Linked DNA regions of Homo sapiens: region 1 is linked to region 2. Evidence: chromatin loops called from intact Hi-C (ENCODE). Cell type or tissue: endothelial cell of umbilical vein. All regions are shown on one strand. Links, peaks and the distances in the headings refer to the core of each region. The heading gives the core; the rest is flanking DNA. Region 1 holds the start of CDC27 (cell division cycle 27). Region 2 holds the start of ITGB3 (integrin subunit beta 3).

Region 1 (10,203 bases), core at 1,264-9,263, 65 kb before region 2:
TTTTACTACTATGGACCACTAGGAAAATTTCACACACATATACTAAAGTCAAAAAGTCCTAGAGCTTTGAAATTTTTTCTGTCCTTTTAAAATTAAAGAAATAAGAGGCAAGGGCGGGGGGAAAAAAGAAGGAAAAAAGGTATCATATTCAAGAGTTGTATCCATTTCTGACTTAAAATCAAGCTTTGCTCAGAACATCATTCCCTTATCACCAGTTCTTAAGAGCATCAGAAAAAACTTGCCATCTCGAGAATCTCACATACTGCTTCCATCCCGCTTTGCTCAATCAATTCTAAGTTCCTGACTAACAGTGTCTCTTGTGCCGGGATTGGGGGGAAGAACAGATTATTCTCTAAGGCACTACAGATTAGTAGCTGATGATGAACAGGGCTAAAATCAGCACCTCTGCCCAACTGATGGTGTGGGCCTTCCCTTAAAAGAACACCCAGTGCATTACCGCTAGAGTTCTACAAATTAAAGCCAGATGAACGAAATGCTGCTAAAAGAAAGTTATGAAGCCAAAAAGAACAACGCTCCTCTCCCTCTCCCCTAAAAAATGTTTAAGAGAAATCTGACTGATTAATGGGTTAGTCCCCAGGTGCACTAATTTAAAAGATAAATAAACCAACAGCTTAAAGTTGCAAAATTCCTTACCAGCTAGCTATTCTTAAATATAAAATATTATTTAAAATATAAACAAACCTCTATAAGTTGTACTTAGACTTAAATGTAATCACTATAAATTTTTCTCTTTTTTTTTGAGACAGAGTCTCACTCTGTCACCCAGGCTGGAGTGCAGTGGCGCGATCTCGGCTCACTGCAAGCTCCACCTCCTGGGTTCACGCCATTCTCCTGCCTCAGCCTCCTGAGTAGCTGGGACTACAGGTGCCTGCCACCATGCCCGGCTAATTTTTTTTGTATTTTTAGTAGAGAAGGAATGGTTTCACCCTGTTGGCCAGGATGGTCTCGATCTCCTGACCTCGTGATCCGCCTGCCTCAGCCCCCCAAAGTGCTGGGATTACAGGCGTGAGGCACCGCGCCCGGCCTGTAATCATTATAAATTTTTTGTTAGAGAAAGCTTATTACAAAAAATTTGTTTACTTGTTTTTGTTAAATTTTTTATACATTTTGTGTTCTTGTTTTTGTCAAAAAAGCTGTCTTTATTTTATTTTATTTGTTGGTCTTGAACTCCTTGGCTCAAGTGATCTGTCTGCCTCAGCCTCTGAAAGTGCTGGGATTACAAGCGTGAGCCACTGTGCCCAGTCAGCTGCCCTTTTTTAAAAACCATAAAATAAATGGATAATAAAGGCTTCAGACAATGTAAGAAGATACAAAGAAAAAAATCACTGTTGAAATTTCATATTATACATTATAATTGAATTTCTAGGATACTGATTTAGTTTAGATGCACGTCAGTGGTTCTTACTCTGGGCAATTTTGCCTTCTTACTCCCAATTAATGCCCCAACATTTAGCAATGTCTAGAGGGTATTTTTGGTTGTCACAAATGGAGGGGTCATCCAGTGGTTAGAAGCCAGGGATGCTACAAAACATTCTACAATGCACAGCTTCCAACAAAGTATTAGCTTGCCCCAAATGTCAATAGTGCTCAGATTAAGCAGCCCTGGTCTACATGATCATGCAGTTGGATTATTCTACTAGTCTGTATGTCTAACTCTTGTCTCTTCCTCCCTTTCCAACAGCACCAGATAAATATTCCCAAAGTGGTGCTTTTATTACATAATTCCTCTGCTCAAAAACTCTTCTGCTCATATAATGGTTATTCATTACCAATGCACATTAAATCTAAATTTCTCATTGAGTAGCCAAAATATGTTACTCTTTGAATCCATGTTAGATGCTGTCCCTGAACATTTTATCCCCAGCCAAGAGTACTCCTTCACCATCTAATGATCTCTAAAACAGTATCATGTATATAGTACCCAATTGCTATATTGCTTATTAAATTAATTTTCGAAAGGCTTATTTACAACTTCATCCAACACTTCTGTGAAGTCTTACCCCTAGGAATAATTGCTAAATCTATATAAAATCTCTTTGCTTCTTTTTTAAAAACCAATTTCACCAGGTGACTTTTATAAATATTCAAAAAGCTCTCACTGAAGTCACTTAGGCTAGTGTGTCTTTCCAAATAGTTACCATTAAAAATAAAAGAACTGACAGAAATTCTGCCTCATATGTGAGACTTTTGTAAGGACTCAAATATAAAGTAATACTCTTCTGAGAGGTAGTAATTTGAGACGGAGTTTTAATTTAGGCATATATGGTATATCGGACTGGCCATTCTACATTAAAACTTTAAAGAAAAAAAAATGCAGAAAACAGTTCTTCATATTTTCTGTGAACTTTTTCCTATGCCTAGTAATACCATCAACTCTGAGGCATTCCAAGAAAGAACAATTTTCCAACTTACTCTCATTGCTTTCCAAATACACGCAATCTGTCATCATAGTTTTTTTTTTAATAAAGACAGTATCTTATATATCTGTCCTATTTTTATTCTCTTCCTAATTCTTTCCCATTTGCAGCACTATCCCTGATCATTGATCTTTATCATTGTAGCCAAAGTTGCTTGTTCTTCTCACTGTTCCAAATCCATTCTTGAATGGCTTCTTATACTATACAACCAAAATTTTCACCTAGTCATATCCTAAAACTTTCTACCACTATCTCAAAAATCTAATGGACAATGCTGCTATGAAAAAGAAGCAAATTTGACATTTAAGCCTTAAAAATATCAAAGTGTATTACTGCTCAGAGTACTTTAAGGACAAACAGGAAACCTGATGGGTACTATCTAGAAACAGGCTACATATTCCTTTTCTTTTCCATGCTTTTATTTTTTATTTATTTATTTATTTTGAGATGGAGTCTCACTCTGTCGCCCAGGCTGGAGTGCAGCGGGACCATGTCGGCTCACTGCAAACTCCATCTCCTGGGTTCAGGCAATTCTCCTGCCTCAGCCTCCCAAGTAGCTGGGATTACAGGCGCCCACCACCACGCCTGGCTAATTTTTTATATTTTTAGTAGAGACAGGGTTTCACTGTGTTGGCCAGGCAGGTCTCGAACTCCTGACCTCAGGTGATCCACCCGCCTCAGCCTCCCAAAGTGCTGGGATTTCAGGTGTAAGCCACCACGCCCGGCCTTCCATGCTTTTATAAAGTCTGAAATTATTATTAAATGGTGGTTATAGTCTATCAATGCAACTAGTTTATCACTTTAGAAGACTTCTGGGGCCAGAGAAGGCAAAAAAAAAAAAATCATTAACTATTAAAACAAAATTATAAGAATATGCAACAGAAATTAAATAACTTGAGTAATCTGCTTATCTATTTAAGTTCATGTTAGGCCTTAAAAAATTATATATATATAATTACCTCATCTACAGCCAGAATAAAAAAAAATCTTAAAAGAAACTATACTGGTAAAAAGAATTTGGATGGAAATAGCTCTAGAAAAACTAATACAACTTACAGACAGGTAAATTTCATAAGATATAATCTTACGTTTTATTAATTCAAACACTAATAGCTGCTATATGTAAACAGCTGGAGAAAAAAACCAAACTAGAAGAAATGAGTATTTCATGCTGTTTAGAAAAATGAAATAAATATGAAAGTAGTGATATATTAAAATATTTACTGTTTGATACCTCAAGCCTTTTAAGGGCAATATGAAGGAATTTCTAAAAATCAGTTTGCTTTATAACTTCAAAATAAAGTCCATGACTCAATGACAGCAGTTGATAGAGGTCAATTCTGATCAAGTTAAAGATCATATAGTGGGATGAAGTCTCCCAGACCTGGTCCATTACCAAGGCACAAAAGATACAGTTTCTCCAGATGTCAGGGGGGAAAATGACTTGGCACCGCATCACACACTTAAAATCCAATAGGGTTCCTTTAATGCAACACAGCACTGTGCGTCAAAGCATACCCTGGTGTAAAGGCAGTGAAATGGACAGAAACACCATTATTTGTGTTTCATTTCCTGAATGCCTTATAAACATGCACAACAAAATGCTCCTGATCCCCATCAGAGAGGATGAAAACAACCCAAATGTGCCCTTTCCACCTCCTCCCCTGGTATTGGTGCTTGCGCCTCAGCACTGAGGCTTGGAGTTGTCTTCTCAAACCATCATTGTCCGGTGGGAAATTCACCGAGAAAGGAAACGTGGGATAGGAAGTCTGTTACCAAAATAGAAATTAGTATTAAAAAGACCGATCCTACGCTCCCTCCACCCTCTCATACAAGACAAAATAAAAAAAACCTCCGTAAACTTGCCCTACCGTCACGAAGATCACACAAGCTCCGATCAAATGTGCTTCTCGATCATCTTTTAGGCAAGAGAGCGCTTGGGGTGCATTTTCGGCCCCTCATCTCCCACCCCCAGTCAAGCCAGGCCCCTGGACTGACAGGAAAGGCTGGCCGGACGTTGGCTCGGACGGGAAAGGCGGTTATTTTCGCCGAAGCCGCTCACGCTAAGGGTGAAGTAATGTAGGGCCAGAGGTAACACGGCTTAGGCTGTGGGCAAGGCCTCCGAACTGACTAAAGATAGGCAGGACACGGCAGCAGGGGAGGCGGGAGAAGCAGCCGGGCCTAGGCCGCACCAGGCCGCGGAGTGGCCCTACGCTGCTGCTTCCCGACCGAGGCTGCCAGCCAAGCCCCAGAGAAGAAGGTTATCATTACCTGGACGGGTTCCTGCAGCACCGTCATCCTCGAGGCTCAGGCCCACTTTCTGCAGTGCCTCAGGCCCCCCCTGTAGCGGCTCCGGCCCGGCCAGCCCCTGCTCATTTAAACTCACCAGCGACCGTTACCGGGGGATGGGGGAGGCCGAGCGATTGCCGAGTGCTTCCGAGCGGGACACGGGAATACCCGAAGTGGAGAAAGCCGAGCGGGAACCAGACGGAAAAGCCCGAAGGGAGTCGGAAATACCCGAGGTTGGTCGACGAGAGAGAAAACCGTTGCCGGAAATTGTCGAAGATTACCGGAAGCTACCGAGTCTGACCCAAAGCGTAGGTTTCTCTTCTCAGCCACGCCTTCAGCCACGCACACCACGCCCAATCGGCCGTCCCAGGGTTGGGCTACGCCAAATCTGCAACCAGCAGGCTGGGCGTGGCGTGACAGCGCGGGCGGGTAGCGTTACGTGGCGGGGCTGCAGTGTGGATTAGCCCCTCAGCCCTTTTGGATTAATTGGTGTGCTGTAGATTATGAAGCAAAGGGTGAAACAGCAGAGTTTGGGGCTGTCTTTAATGAATCAACAAGTATTTGTCTATTGAGTTTAGATCATTCGTCCATTCCAGAAGTATCTACTCACGGCTCTGGGGGAAAGCTAAAGAAATTTGGAAAGATTGCCACTCCCCAAAGACATAGGATAGCTTCTGTCTTCAAGGAGATTAAGGTCTATTTAAGGGAAAAGCAGTGTAACAGAGAACGCTATATTATATGGTGCCTATTATAAGTAATATAAAAATTCAGAGAGGGCAATTGTGATAAGATAAGGAAAGTTCTATGGAAGGAAAAAAAAGTTTAAAATGGAGTTTGAAGGATGGGTAAAATTAGAGGAAAAAGAAGTATAGGAAAGTGAAGGGAGGAAAAATGGGATCAGTCTGCTAAGAAGGCATTAATTGGAAATAGTTACTTAGGTGAAGAGATCATGGAAAAGCTCAATAGGCCATTAGAAATTTTTATTTTTGATAGGTGAGGCATTCCGCTGTGGTGGGAAGAGTAGGGGGTCGGAAATTCAGAGGCCTGGTTTTGAATTTTATCTTTAGCACTAACTAGTCATAGGTCCTTGGCAAATTACCTCTCTGAACTTATGTTCGCTTAGTTTGAAAAAAAAGGATTAAGAGAATTCGATGTATTATAAATGTGGCCGTGTCTAGCATGCAATGTAGACTCTCTCATATTTCCTTTCTGCTCCCCTTCTCCCCCCAAAAAGAGTGAACCAGGGGACTGTTTAAATTTTGTTTTTCAGCAGATGAGGAAACAGTTTTTGAAAGTTACTTTTCTAGTCAGGAGCTCTCTAGGCTAGATGTGAGAATCATGATATATTCCATTGCTTGGAAATTTCCCTTTGGGTGATGTTAGAGGGAGATATTTTTTCTTTCATTTTTAAAAACAAGGCTGACAGAGCTACACTGCATCCTTCTCCACCGCCTTGTCTTGTCACTGTATATATACTTATAGCCCCTAAAGGGCAGGTGCTAAGATGATTTTTGGCTGCCCTGTGCCCAGTTGCTTTAGCGGGATTATGCTGGATGACTTGAGTGGTAACAGACTTTTACACTGGCCTGGAAAGTAGCCATTAGCTATTTAAAGTTTAAGTTAAAATGAAATTAAAAATGAAGTTCTTCAGATGCCCTAGCCACATTCCAAGGATTCAGTAGCCCTGTATGTGGCTAGTGACTGCCATATTGGACAGTCACACAGATATAGAAGAACATCACCAGCACTGGCTTGGCTAGGGCTGAAAGATTCAAGATGGCTTCACTCACATGTCTAGGGTGTCAGTGGTAGCTATTGGCTGGGTCCTTCATTTCTTCTCTGCATGACCTCTCTTTTCACACTGGCCTCTTATGAGTCAGTAGTTTAGCTCCAGCTTCTTGACTTGGTGGTTGACAACAAAGTGCGCAAAAATAGAAGCTGTGAGGTCCCTTAGGCCTAGGCCTGTGAGCATCACTTCTTGTTGGTCAGAGTAAGACTCAGAGCCACCCTGGATTCACCAGGAGGAATAGTCTACTTCTTAATGGGAAGAGTGGCAAAGTAACACCACAAAGGGCGTGTGCCATGGGAGGAGTTTTTGGGTCATCTTTGGAAACAATCTACCACGCTAGATATGAGATGAGAGTATCTAAGATTGGGAATGGAAAGAAAGGGATAAGTAAGAGCTATCACTCTTAAAATGTGACCCTTTCAACTGAACACAGTACTCCAGATTTATTCTGAATAATTCAGAATGCAGTTGGACTATTATTATCTGGACACGTCTATTAAAGTGGACTACAGTTGTATTTACATTTTTTTTTTCCGAGACTGAGTCTTGCTCTGTTGCCCAGAGCTGGAGTGTAATGGCGCAATCTCGGCTGACTGCGTCCTCCGCCTCCGGGGTTCAAGCAATTCTCCTGTCTCAACGTCCCGAGTAGCTGGGATTGCAGGTGCGCACCACCACGCCCGGTTAATTTTTGTATTTTTAGTAGAGACGGGGTTTCACCATGTTGGCCAGGCTGGTCTCAAACTCCTGATCTCATGATCCACCCATCTCGGCCTCCCAAAGTGCTGGGATTACAGGTGTGAGCCACTGTGCCCAGCCTGTATTTACATTTTTTAGCAGTCACATGACACTGTTTGCTCATGCTAAACTTGTGTGGTCATTTACGGACTCAGCTCTTTTTCACACAACATGCTGCCAACCCAAGTCTTGTATGTGTGCAGCAGAGTTTTGTAAACCTAAATATAGGACCTTACCACAGAGGATACATAAAGATGATACTTTGTGAAAATATGGATCTAGAGTCAGCATTTAAAGAGCCTCTGATGCTTGGCACTCTGGCTTATAGGCTTAGAATTTGCCTAAAGCCTTTTTTCTTTTTTTAACCTAAAAAAGAGCATTTCCTGGCTGGGTGAGGTGGCTCACGCCTGTAATCCCAACACTTTGGGAGGCCAATGCAGACGGATCACCTGAGGTCAGGCGTTCCAGACCAGCCTGACCAACATGGAGAAAACCTGTCTCTACTAAAAATACCAAATTAGCTGGGCGTGGTGGCACATGCCTGTAATCCCAGCTACTTGGGAGGCTGAGGCAGGAGAATCGCTTGAACCTGGGAGGTGGAGGTTGCGGTGAGCTGAGATTGCGCCATTGTTCTCCAGCCTGGGCAACAAGAGCAAAACTCCGTCTCAAAAAAAAAAAAAGGCCAGGCGCGTTGGCTCACGCCTGTAATCCCAGCACTTTAGGAGGCCAAGGCGGGCAGATCACAAGGTCAGGAGATCGAGACCATCCTGGCTAACACAGTGAAACCCCATCTCTACTAAAAATACAAAAAATTGGCCGGGCGTGGTGGTGGGCACCTGTGGTCCCCAGCTGCTGGGGAGGCTGAGGCAGGAGAATGGCGTGAATCTGGGAGGCGGAGCTTGCGGTGAGCTGAGATCGGGCCACTGCACTCCAGCCTGGGTGACAGTGCAAGACTGTGTCTCAAAAAAAAAAAAGCATCTCCTTTCTGATTGTTGTTGACCAGGCTAATACATCTGTTGTGGTTTCTACTCATCCACAGCAAAGCCACATTGTTTGAAGTACTTTGATGGGGTATTTTGGAGTGTTTTTACTTCCTTCTCTGCTCCTAATTGACCTACTTAAACTCGCTATTCATCAACCACTTGGGCATCCTGCTGTCATCCGTTATCCAATATGTTTGGCTAGTGAGTGGAGTTGGGTTACAACAGCATTATTCCAAAAATGGAATTGGAAAATTATTTTTTCTCCTAAGCCTGCTTCTTGGTCTATTTCATATTCAGTCAGATTTGGAGGCTGGCATTTAGGGAACTATTCAAAAAGCTAGACGTGATATCAGTAGCAAAATGTAGGTCCCACTGAAACATAGCCCAGAGTAAGTGTACTCTCCTGAAGTCTTTCAGTCCTCCTTGTCTGTACCCTTCATTTTGTCCCTGTTGCGTGCGGTTTTATGGCCTCCTTACCTGACCTTGCACCCCACCACCCCCACCCCACCCTCACCATGTTTACTCTTTGGTCAAATCATCCTCTTCTTTTGGCTTCTCTAATGACACCATCTCCTAGCTTTCCTCCTACTGCTCTGTTTTTGTTTGTTTGTTTGTTTGAGAGAGTCTCGCTCTGTCACCCAGGCTGGAGTGCAATGGCGCTATCTCGGCTCACTGCAGCCTCCGTCTCCTGGGTTCAAGCGATTCTCCTGCCTCAGCCCCCTGAGTAGCTGAATTTACAGGTGTGCGCCACCACACCCAGCTAATTTTTGTATTTTCAGTAGAGACGGAGTTTCGCCATGTTGGCTGGGCTGGTCTCGAACTCTTGACCTCAAGTGATCTGCCTGCCTCAGCCTTCCAAAATGCTGGGATTACAGGCATGAGCCACTGCGCCTGGCCTACTGCTCTGTTTTTTAATCGGTTTCCTTTGCAGCTCCTCTGCCAGCCCCTTTAATATTAAGCATGCTTCAAGGACCTGTTCTAGGCCTTCTTCTCACCCACCCTACACATTCTTCTTAGGCAAAACTATCCTTTCTTTCTTTCTTTCCTTCCTTCCTTCCTTCCTTTCTTTCTTTCTTCCTTTTTCTTTCTCTTTCCTTTCTTTTGAGACAGAGTCTCACTCTGTCACCCAGGCTGGAGTGCAGTGGTGTGATCTCAGCCCGCTGCAACCTCCACCTCCCAGGTTCAAGCGATTCTCCTGCCTCAGCCTCCCGAGTAGCTGGGACCACAGGCACACGCCACCATGCCAGGCTAATTTTTGCATTTTTAGTAGAGATGGGGTTTCGCCATGTTGGCCAGGCTGGTCTCCTGACCTTAGGTGATCCACCCACCTTGGCCTCCCAAAGTGCTGGGATTACAGGCGTAAGCCACCATACCCCGCCCCTATCCATTCTTGTGGCCCCAGTTTCTCATCTACAAATGGTTTGAAAAATTTGTATCTCCAGCCAGACTACTTTTTAGAGCTCCAGGCCCAAATGACTAACTGCCAAGAGGACACCTTTATCTGGATGTCTCATAGGTACTTTGTTCGGAATGGAACCCCTCATTGTCTTAAAATATTTCCTATCCCAGTTTAAGATATCACCATCTTTTCCATTGCCCAAAAGATTAGATAAGGGTTAGTTTAACAAGGTTTGTACAGATTTATTCCCAGCCTCAGCTCTGTCTCTGGTGATAAGAATGGCTTTCTCCTGGTACAAGGAGGGCATCTTTCACATGGAGTTTTATCTACTGGTTTCAGTAAGAAAAAGGAAGGCCAGAGTGCTCTTCTTGCATATGCTGTTTTTCAAGTGTATATTATTCTCAAAATAATCCTTATGCCAAAGTGGCATATATCAGTGTGGCATATTTTGACTCTACAACTCCAATATCTAGTCGCAACGACCTGCCAATTTTACCTCCTAAATATATCTTCATGTTTCTTCCTTCCTGTATCTTATCTACCTCCAAAAATAAGTCTGATCATGTTAGG
Region 2 (10,203 bases), core at 1,001-9,000:
AGCCCAGGAGTTCAAGGCTACAATCAGCTATGATCATGTCACTGCACTCTAGCCTGGGCAACAGAGCAAGATCCTGTGTCAAAAATGAAATGAAATGAAATAAAATAAAATAAAATAAAATAAAATAAATTGGGGTCATATCACCTAGAGAACATAAATCTTAGAAAGGATTTGAAAACTGTCTCCAAATAGATAGACGACATCTAGATGATGTTGAATAGAGTAGCTAGAGAAAAACCTGGGACAATTTGAGCAGCATAATAATGATAGTACTGGATTATCAGTCCTGCAATAAAATAAATATCTGTGAGTTTATACTGACATAAATAAACAAATTTTAAAGTGGAAGAGAAGGGACAGCTCTTCTTTACTGTTGAATGTTAATTAATAACTGTATAAGAAAAAGGAAAATAGAAAATCACTGTGAATCAAATGCCACAGTAATAATTGTTGCAGTTAAGAATCATCAATGGATGATAAAATTAGTGGGTGAAATTATGAAACCATTATGATATTTGCATAAAATTAAAGTATCCTCCCATTAAATATGTATTGATTACAAAGAGAAAAATGGTAGCTTTTTTTTTGTATTTTTTTACTTTTTATTATCCATCTGCTAAGGCCCTGTCATTCACAGAAATGGTAGCTTTATAGTGAATAAACCTGGCAGACACCACCTTAACAATGTGATCAAAGTAATAAGCCATATCAACATCATATACTCCTTGATATGATGTACTGAGAAGGCACAACATCATTTTTGTGGTATTATTGTCCAAAATGAGAAAACAACAGACAAGCCCCAAATAAACAAAATACTACAAAAAACTGGCCTAGACTTTTCTTTTCTTTTTTTTTCTTTTTGAGATGGAGTCTTCCTCTGTCACCCAGGCTGGAGTGCAGCGGTGCAATCTCGGCTCACAGCAACCTCTGCCTCCCAGGTTCAAGTGATTCTCCTGCCTCAGCCTCCCAAGTAGCTGGGACTACAGGCACGTACCACCATGCCCAGCTAATTTGTGTGTATGTGTGTGTATGACGGAGTCTTGCTCTGTCACCGAGGCTGATGTGCAGTGGTGTGATCTTGGCTCACTGCAACTCCGCCTCCCAGGTTCAAGCGATTCTCCTGTCTCAGCCTCCTAAGTAGCTGGGATTACAAGTGCCTGCCATGATGCCTGGCTAATTTTTTGTATTTTTGGTAGAGATAGGGTTTCACCATGTTGGCCAGGCTGACCTCAAACTCCTGACCTCAGGTGATCTGCCCATCTTGGCCTCCCAAAGTGCTGGGATTACAGGTATGAGCCACCACGCCTGGCCCTTTTTTGTATTTTTAGTAGGGATAGCGTTTCGCCATCTTGGCCAGGCTGGTCTTGAACTCCTGACCTCAAGTGATCCACCTGCCTTGGCCTCCCAAAGTGCTGGGATTATAGGCATTAGCTACCACACCCGGCTGGCCTAGACTTTTCAAAAGTGTCAAAGTGATGAATGAGAAAGACTGAGAAAATGTCACAGATTGAGGCCAACTAAGGAGACATGATGACTAAATACAATGGATTAGATCCTGGACCAGAAAAAGAACATTAATGGGAAAAAAAATGGTAAAATTCAAATTCTGTAGCTAGATGAATTGATAGTATTATATCGATGTTAATTTCCTGTGTTTGATAATTATGATGTAGAAATGTAAGATGTGAACGTTAGGGGAAGCTGGGTGAAGGACATAAGAAAACTCTCTTTAGTATTTTGTAACTCTTCTGTAAGTATTAATGATTTCAAAATAAAAAGTTAGGGAAAAAAATCCAGGAGGAGAAGAAAGAGAAACAAGAATATAAAGGATGGCAGACTTCTCACCAGAGATGATGGAGACAGCAAACAGCAGACCATCTTTAATGTACTTGAAGAGACAAGTCTCAATCAATTTAGAAGTTTATTTGGCCAAGGTTAAGCACATGCCCATGACATAGCCTCAGGAAGTCCTGAAGACACGTGCCCAAGGTGGTCAGGCTACAGCTCAGTTTTATACATTTTAGGGAGACAAAAGACATCAATCAATACATGTACATTGAACATTGGTTCAGTCCAGAAAGGCAGGACATCTGACACAGGGACTTCCAGGTTAGAGACGGATTCAAAGATTTTTTCATTGGCAATTGGTTGTAAGTGTTATTATCTAAAGACCTAGAACCAACAGAAAGGAATGTCTGAGTTAGGATAAAGGGTTGTGGAGACCAAACTTTTATCATGCAGATGAAGCCAGAGGCTTCAGACAGAATAGACTGTTAATGTTTCTTATCAGACTTAGAGAGTCTATTCTATCAGCCTTAAGGTCTTTGTGTTGATGCTAATGCTGGTCAGCTGTGAGGCATATTCAACCACCACCCCCCCTCCACCTTCCCCAAACCTGCTTCACATCATGGTCTGAACTAGTTTTTCAGATTAACTTTGGAATGCCCTTGGCTGAGAGGAAGGGTTAGTTCAGACAGTTGTGGGGGGGCTTATAATGTTATTTTTAGTTTACAGGTTCTTACAATTTACATAGAATTGTTCAATATTAATTCAACATAGGCTACTGTATGATAAGTTAAGGAGGAATATTGTAATACCTAGAGCAAACACACACACACACACACACACACACACACACACATGCAAACGAGGTGTAGCTAGGAAGCCAGTAGAGAAAAAAAAATTATCCCAAAAGAAAGCAGAAAAAGAGAAACAGAGAAACCAGCCAAAAAGATAGAACGAATAACAAGATAGTAAATGTAAACACAACCATCAATTACTATACTAAATGTGAATGGACTAGCTCCTTTGCCTTCCCTGGGGCTGGGAGTGCAGGATGGACTCACTTGCACAATTATGTCATGTTTGCTAGGGCTTGGGCTAGGGTTGTGGACTTAGCATACTTGCTGAGGCCAGTGCCCACCCCAAGTGGTTGCTGACAGCAGGGATAGGCTAAGGAGACACCTAAGTGGCTGGAGATTGGTTTTATATATATGGGAATGGAGCAGATAACTAAATACTTAGGCAGAGATGTAACCAGGCCATGTGACCTGAACTTTGCTCCAGGGCATTGACACTGCTGTTAAAATGCTTCTGGCCTAGAGGCCCTCTGCAGCCAGGGGAGGTAGATGGAGCTTCAGCCTGAAAACCCAGGTCAGAGGGCCCAAGTACCCTTTGCAGAGCTGGCTTTTCCCCTTGCAAATTGCTAGTGACGCTTCAGCTGATGTGTGTTACTATTAAGGTCCTAGTGTTTGGGAGGGTGGGGCAGGAGGTGGAGGATTGTCAGAAAAAAATTACATGGAAAAAGATGGCATCTGAGATGTTTTGAAAGATAAGTGGAATTTTCCAAGTGGAAAAAGGAAGGAAAATCAGTCAGATAGGAAGGCATGGAGCATTGGGGAATGACAAGTATCTTCTTGGACTAGGGTGGGAGATGGGCTGGAGAGATGGGTCAGGGCCAGTTGTCTGGCATCTTGTGTGTCTCAGAAGAGGGTGGGCACGCTGCGTAGGGAAGCCCAGGGCCACTCTGAAAGCCCTAAAGGGGAACTGATGCCTCTGGCCTTGTTTTTATCACCATCAGGACTACCCATTGAGGCAGGCTGCACTACCAGCTACTTCCTGGTGCCCTCTTGCTCATAGCCATAGTATTTTGCCTCTCTGAGCTTCCAGAGGTTTTAAGTCTGGGGAAGACCCAGGGACTCAAAGAAAGATTGGGGTGGGAGATAAGGGGCCACAGTTTGGGGGAGTCAGGCAGGAGGCCTTTGAGGAAAATAGATAAAGTCCCAAAGCCTGTGAGTGTGAATTTGGAGGCAATATGCTGTGTTCTGAAACGTTTTCAGACACTGGCTAGGTGCAAGCAAGTGTTTGTAGGGCGAGGCTCTTCATGGACCTATCACTGCTTACGCAAGCTTGGGATGTGGTCTTGCCCTCAACAGGTAGGTAGTCTACCGGAAAACCAAACTAAGGCAAGAAAAAAATTAGTGAATAATAAAGGACTGAACCGGTTCAGAGAAGGCATTCAGCAGATGTTTGCCAGTCAAATGAATTAAAGTGTGAATGAATGAAACTCGAGGTAGTGGGTGAATGTGTCCCAAGAATCCAGCGAAACAGGGTCTCCCAGGAGGCGGGACTGGAAGGGTCCGGAGAGGGGCCACAGGCTCCTGGCCTTTCTAAGCACACCAAGTGCCCAGTCGCGGACCCCCGGGACCAGGATGCGCTGACGACCCGGCTGGCAGGCGGGTCCTCGTGGGCGAGGCGAGGGAGGCGGCGAGAGAGGAGCAATAGTTTCCCACCGCTCCCTCTCAGGCGCAGGGTCTAGAGAAGCGCGAGGGGATCTAGAGAAGCCGGAGGGGAGGAAGCGCGAGTCCGCGGCCCGCCCCGTTGCGTCCCACCCACCGCGTCCCCTCCCCTCCCCTCCCGCTGCGGGAAAAGCGGCCGCGGGCGGCGGCGCCCACTGTGGGGCGGGCGGAGCGCCGCGGGAGGCGGACGAGATGCGAGCGCGGCCGCGGCCCCGGCCGCTCTGGGCGACTGTGCTGGCGCTGGGGGCGCTGGCGGGCGTTGGCGTAGGAGGTGAGTGAGGCTCCGGCTCGGCAGCGTCGCAGCTGCCCCAGGATCTGCGCCCCGGTCAAGTTGCGGACTTGGAGCCGGCAAACGCGGAGGGCTGGTCCCGCGCGTCTGCGCTGGGAATGCGCGTGTCCTGGCTGGCGCGGTCGGAGCCGGGAGCTGGGGACCTTCCTGGCCCGGCGGTGGCGGGGCTGAGAGGTGCCTGGTGCCTGGGAGCGGGTCCTCCGAGACGCCGAAGCCATCAGCCAGGCTGAGCGCCTTCCCGGCCGCCGCGGCGCGCACGGTGCGGTGGGCGCATCTCTGAGCCCCGCGCTCACCCGGGGCTGCGCGCGTCGCGGGTGGTCCTGGTCGGGCCAAGGACGACTGGCCCAGGAGCCAAGGCGAGGTGGGGCTTCCGGGGGTTGTTCCCGCGCCTTGGCAGAGGGATGCCGCTGTAGCTTCCTGGGTGAGAGCGTGCGCGCGCGCGGGTTTGCCAGTTTCCCCACATTTCCAATTTCTCCTGTTACGCTTTCTCCAGAAGGTTTTTTCTTTTCCTTTTTTCTTTCTTTCTTTCTTTTTTTTACCTTCAACTTGGCTTCCTGCGGGGTTGTTTTGGAGCAGGATGAGGGCTTTGCCTCCTCCAGTGTCCCCAGGTGGCAGCGGTGCCTCTGCTCCCAGGGCAGACCCTGCACCCGAAAAATCTCTAGTGTATTCGGGGAGCCATGAAAAGGCTCCCTTGGGCCGGTGGGATCCTTGGCTTTGTCTCTGGCTGCTGCGCACACCGTCAGCCGTCAGGGCAATTGGCATTCGGCCTCTTTGGTACTGGGGACACAGGTGGAGGGATGGAGCGGGCACAGCCCGGGGTTGCTGCCCGTGGTCCTCTCTGAGTCCTTGGTGATTTTGCCTGGGCTGGAGAGAAACCCTGGCTCCTGGTCTGCTGGGGCCGCCTCTGCCTCAGAGGATGACACAAGAGTGCATGTAAGTATTTTTAATAAAAACTGTAGTACTCGTAAAACAATCTACACCCTGCAGAAGGGATTTGTTATTTTATTTTATTATTTATTTATTTATTTATTTATTTTTGAGACGGAGTCTTGCTCTGTCGCCCAGGCTGGAGTGCAGTGGTGGGTTCTCGGCTCACTGCAACTTCTGCCTCCTGGGTTTAAGCGATTCTTCTGGCTCAGCCTCCCGAGTAGCTGGGATTACAGGCGCCTGCCACCACGGCCGGCTAATTTTTGTATTTTTAGTAGAGACGCGGTTTCACCATGTTGGCCAGGCTGGTCTGGAGCTCCTGGCCTCAAGTGATCCGCCCACCTCAGCCTCCCAAAGTGCTGGGAATACAGGCGTGAGCCACCGCACCTGGCCAGGATTTATTTTAAAAAGGGAAGATTTGTTGATAAATTCACTTCAAAGATAAACTATTCGAAAATACTTTAGTGATTCCCGTCAAGACTCTTCTGTGTATGTATAGACGTATAACTCATTCTGGACAGGGCAAGGATATCTTTTTTTGTTTGTTTGTTTGTTTTGAGATGGACTCTCGCTGTCGCCAGGCTAGAGTGCAGTGGCGCGATTTCAGCTCACTGCAACCTCCGCTTCCCGGGTTCAAGGGATTCTCCTGCCTCAGCCTCCCGAGTAGCTGGGATTACAGGCACGCACCACCACGCCCTACTAATTTTTGTATTTTTAGTAGAGACGGGATTTCCCCATGTTGGCCAGGATGATCTCGATCTCTTGACCCCGTGATCAGCCTGCCTTGGCCTCCCAAAGTGCTGGGATTACAGGCGTGAGCCACCGCACCCGGCCAAGGGTATCTTGAAGGAGGGATTACAGTTGATATGTAGAGGAATATTGCAGTGGTTATTGCTGCATTTCCTATGTGACTGGGACTAAAACAGATCAGCTGATAGTGTTAGCGTGCAGTGAGCAGTCTGATGACTATGACACAGAAATAAGAATCTCCAGCATTCTGCCCTGGGACATGTGGAGCCTTGGGTCAGATGCTGCTGGCTATTGATGCCGGGAATGGAGAAATCCACCAGGGCAACTCAGTAAAAATAAATAAATAAATAAATAAATAAATACATAATTAAAAAAAGGGTATCCTTGTCCTGTCCAGGATGAGATGCTTGCTTCCATGCACTTACGACAATTTTTGCTGTCATTAAAAAATTTTCACATTCACAGTCTTCTAAATTCACTTTGGAGTGTATTGGATTCCACTGCATTGACATACGTAAGTTTGCATTAAAAGATCCTTTAAGATATCTGGTCAGGCACGGTGGCTCACGCCTGTAATCCCAGCACTTTGGGAAGTGGAGGTAGAAGGATTGCTTGAGCCCAGGAGTTCGAGACCAGCTTGGGCAACATAGTGAGACCTAATCTCTACTAAAAATTAAAAAAAAATCCTTAGGCGATCTGTTCACAGATTAATCTTGTGATTGGGGCGATTCCAGAAGTGGTAATGGGTTGTGCTGAGCTAGCCCCACACTCTCTCTGAGAAGCAGTGTACAGTAGTGTTTAAGGGCAGGGGCTCTAAAGTCAGACTTCCAGAGTAATACCCCCCCCCCCAACCTCACAAATCAGTTTCTACTATATTTATATCTGCCATCCCAGTGTTGGTGGTAGGGTCTTCAGATCCCTGGGGAAGCAGATGGTGGGATGAGAGTAGGAGAGTTGTGTTGGGACTCCAAGTGTTGAAGGGGCACAGAAAGAGCTGAGTGGCACAGAGAGGTTGTCCCAGAGTAGCGGAGTCTGCTTTGGGGAGAAGAGAGATTGACTGAGGATAGCATCAAGTTTTTCATTTTATGTACAAAGATGATCTTTTTAGCTTCACCCAGGAAGTATGGGTTTTGTGTCTTCCTCGTGTTTAGGTTTTTATTCTGACCTAATTAGGTCTAAGCTGAGGTGCTTATTTCTCTTCTGGAGTTTATATCCTAGAAGCTCTCCAATCGAAGCCCTCTGCAGGTATCCTCAGGTCCTGGAGAAACACAGCAGGAAGGCTTGTTGGCTTCGGAAAGGGAGGGCTATGGTTTAAAGCCAGTAAGATGTGGGTTTGATTCTTGACTTTGTCTCCTGTAGGCTGTGTGGCCTTAAATAAGTTACCTAATCTCTTGAGTCCTCAGTTTCCTCATTTGTAAGGCAGAGGAAACAATGCCTATGATTATGCTGATTAAATGAAACAGAGGCACAAAATAAGTGTTTAATGAATGACAACTACTATTGTCATTATTCTTCCTATCCATGCTATCTGCCATGTATTGGAGGCAAAAGCTGTTACTACTTCATGCATATGCGCTATGCAGGCTTCCAGAATGAAACTGATGGGGTCCCTTTCCCCCACATATGTGAGAGGGGGTCCCTCTTATTTCAACTCGTTCCTCATTGCTGGTTTGGCATATCTCAGCTACTCTAACCCGGCAAGAATCCACAGAAGAAGCCAAGAAGGAAAAAGGCTTATACATTTGCTTTACCCATAAGAAAACCTCAAGCCCTGTATCTGAAAAAAGAGGAAGATAAAAGGATCTATAAGACTTCAAGTTCCATGAGAAGAGGGACATGTCTATTTTGTTCAATACTCTATGCCCACTGCCTGGCACATAGGCAGCAAAACAAATATCTGTGGAATGCTATGTAAAGGCATCTATAGATGATGTGCCTCCCTTTAAGAAACCCAATATTTGAATATTTGCACTCATTCATACAAGATCCTCAAGTGCTCCGTTTGGATAATCTGGAGGGTATGAAAACATAGCCAAGATCATGAATTCTTTGGGCATTTGGGCCGCTGCACTGTTGCACCATTTAGACCTGTGATCTGAGAGTGTGAAAAACTCAAGGGATCCTCTGTAAAGTGTCTGCCTTTTTTTCCCTCCTGGGAGGAGCCGTTAGAAGGGCAACATTCTCCTTTCTCCCCCTTGGACGTGTGGGTGTTGGGGCAAGGGTGAGGAGTGACAGAGGTCTCCTGGGAAGACCATAAGATGGGGCAAGCACACCACAGTGAGGAGGGGGAGTCTGGCTATGACTTTAGAATTTCCTGATCGAAATTTCTCCTCTAAAGCTCCCCACCCTACTTGGGATCTGAGGTTATCATCCCCTCCCAGTCCCAAGAACCCTTCTTCCCTTGTTGGCAGAAATCTCCAGGAAGCATGCCCACAGGAACCACAACTCATGAATCAGAAGACAGATAATTAACCGAGGGAGTGACTGAGCAGCTTCAGGGATGAACCGCTTCGTTTTACCCAGCCCTCTCTGCTGCCCACAGAGTGGGCTGCTCCACCCCATCGCCTCTGCTCCCTCTTCCTGAACCTTGGCCCTTCCTGAGTGGGACCTTCATTGTGCCTGATGGAGCTCAGGCCACTAGTGGAAATGAAGGTGGGAGCAGGGAAATGACTCTGTTTAGGGGAACTGCCTATTCCCCGTGTGGGAACTGCTGGCATTTATTGAAACGTGAGACTCTCCAGCAAAAAAGTGATAGCATCTGCCTTTCTGTCCACACACACAGTCTCACCAAAAACACTCTTTTTTTTTTTTTGTTAGATAATTCAGGTATAATTTATGTACAGTAAAATTCACCCTTTTTAGTGCATACAGTTCTATGAATTTTGACAAATGCATATAGTCAAGTAACCATTGCCATCATCAAGATACAGAATTTTTCCATCATCCCCTAAAATTCCCCCAAGCTCTTTTTTTCCCTTCTTTTTCTTTCTAGAGGCAGGGTCTCACCATATTGCCCAGGCTGGTCTCGAACTTCTGAGCTCAGGCAATCTGCCCACCTCGGCCTCCCAAAGTGTTGGGATTACAGGCGTGAGCTACTGTGCCAGGTGCCCCCCCAGCTCTTTTGTAATCGATACCCTACCCTCAACCCTCGTCGGTTGCAACTGCTGATCTATTTCCTGTCCCTGCAGTTCTATGTTTTACAAAATGTCATATAAATGAAAGCATGCAGTGTATAGACTTTCAGTCTGGCTTCTTTCACTTAGCACAATACATTTGGGGTTAATCTATGATGCTGCATCTATCAGTAACTCTAAGACATTGTCTGAGGCCACTCCGTCATCCTCCGTGTTGGAACAGTTACCCTGAAAGCAGTGGGACTGGATCCGTTAAACTTTGGAGGTGCTCCCCAGCTTTCAGCTTCTAAATTTTATAATTGGATAGATGTATTTAGCTATATATAAGTCATTAGATTTTCCATGTGCTAAGTAGTTAAAGACTTCAGGATACTAGAGAGGATTCTGTAGCAACCAACACTTATTATTCTTGCTCATAGGAGTAACAGATATTTTGTGGCCAAATATTGTATGTCATGATGCTTGGAGTCAGAAGTTGTTAAGTAAACCTGGGGGCTATTCTACCTTTTTACATTTTTGGTAGCATCTCTGAAAAAACAACCCACTTGACTTTTTTTTTTTCCTTTTTTTTGGGAGGGTGGGTGGGTGGGTGGCTTTTTGGCCAAAACCAGAAAGCTTGCTAGACAAATTCTAACACTAGATCTAACACTAGATGTCTTATTTCTGTTTTTCTGTCATGTTCCCATGAAAAGACTATTTACTTACCCCCCTCTCTCGGTTTTATAGTTGAGTTAGTTCAATTTCTTAGTTCAGTTAGTGAAGATGTTTAAATATTCAAGGAGAGAAAGAAAAAGAACAAGGT

The links. Peaks named below come from ENCODE experiments on the same cell type or tissue, not always from the same donor. Only the 100,000 strongest peaks of a DNase experiment are listed, where the experiment ranks them.
Region 1: a loop joins it to region 2, with 6 times the contacts of the local background. A loop is called at or near these places in 2 of 110 quality-filtered maps.

What each region holds. Positions count from the first base shown.
Region 1 is chr17:47,184,437-47,194,639 of GRCh38, forward strand. It overlaps CDC27 (cell division cycle 27), which reads right to left and starts at 4,859. Exons shown (of 19, transcript NM_001256.6): 1 at 4,710-4,859. The coding sequence starts at 4,736. It also overlaps a transcript of MYL4 not described here. RefSeq lists a silencer at 4,384-4,433 and enhancers at 4,467-5,063, 4,594-4,783. In endothelial cell of umbilical vein, for the core only: no CTCF peak of the experiment used is centred there; DNase peaks (open chromatin) are centred at 4,075, 4,175, 4,535 and 4,975; H3K4me3 peaks cover 1,730 bases; H3K27ac peaks cover 1,807 bases.
Region 2 is chr17:47,249,369-47,259,571 of GRCh38, forward strand. It overlaps ITGB3 (integrin subunit beta 3), which reads left to right and starts at 4,459. Exons shown (of 15, transcript NM_000212.3): 1 at 4,459-4,572. The coding sequence starts at 4,494. It also overlaps the pseudogene RNU7-186P. RefSeq lists a silencer at 4,254-4,513. In endothelial cell of umbilical vein, for the core only: a CTCF peak has its summit at 4,556; DNase peaks (open chromatin) are centred at 4,553 and 8,813; H3K4me3 peaks cover 1,592 bases; H3K27ac peaks cover 2,119 bases.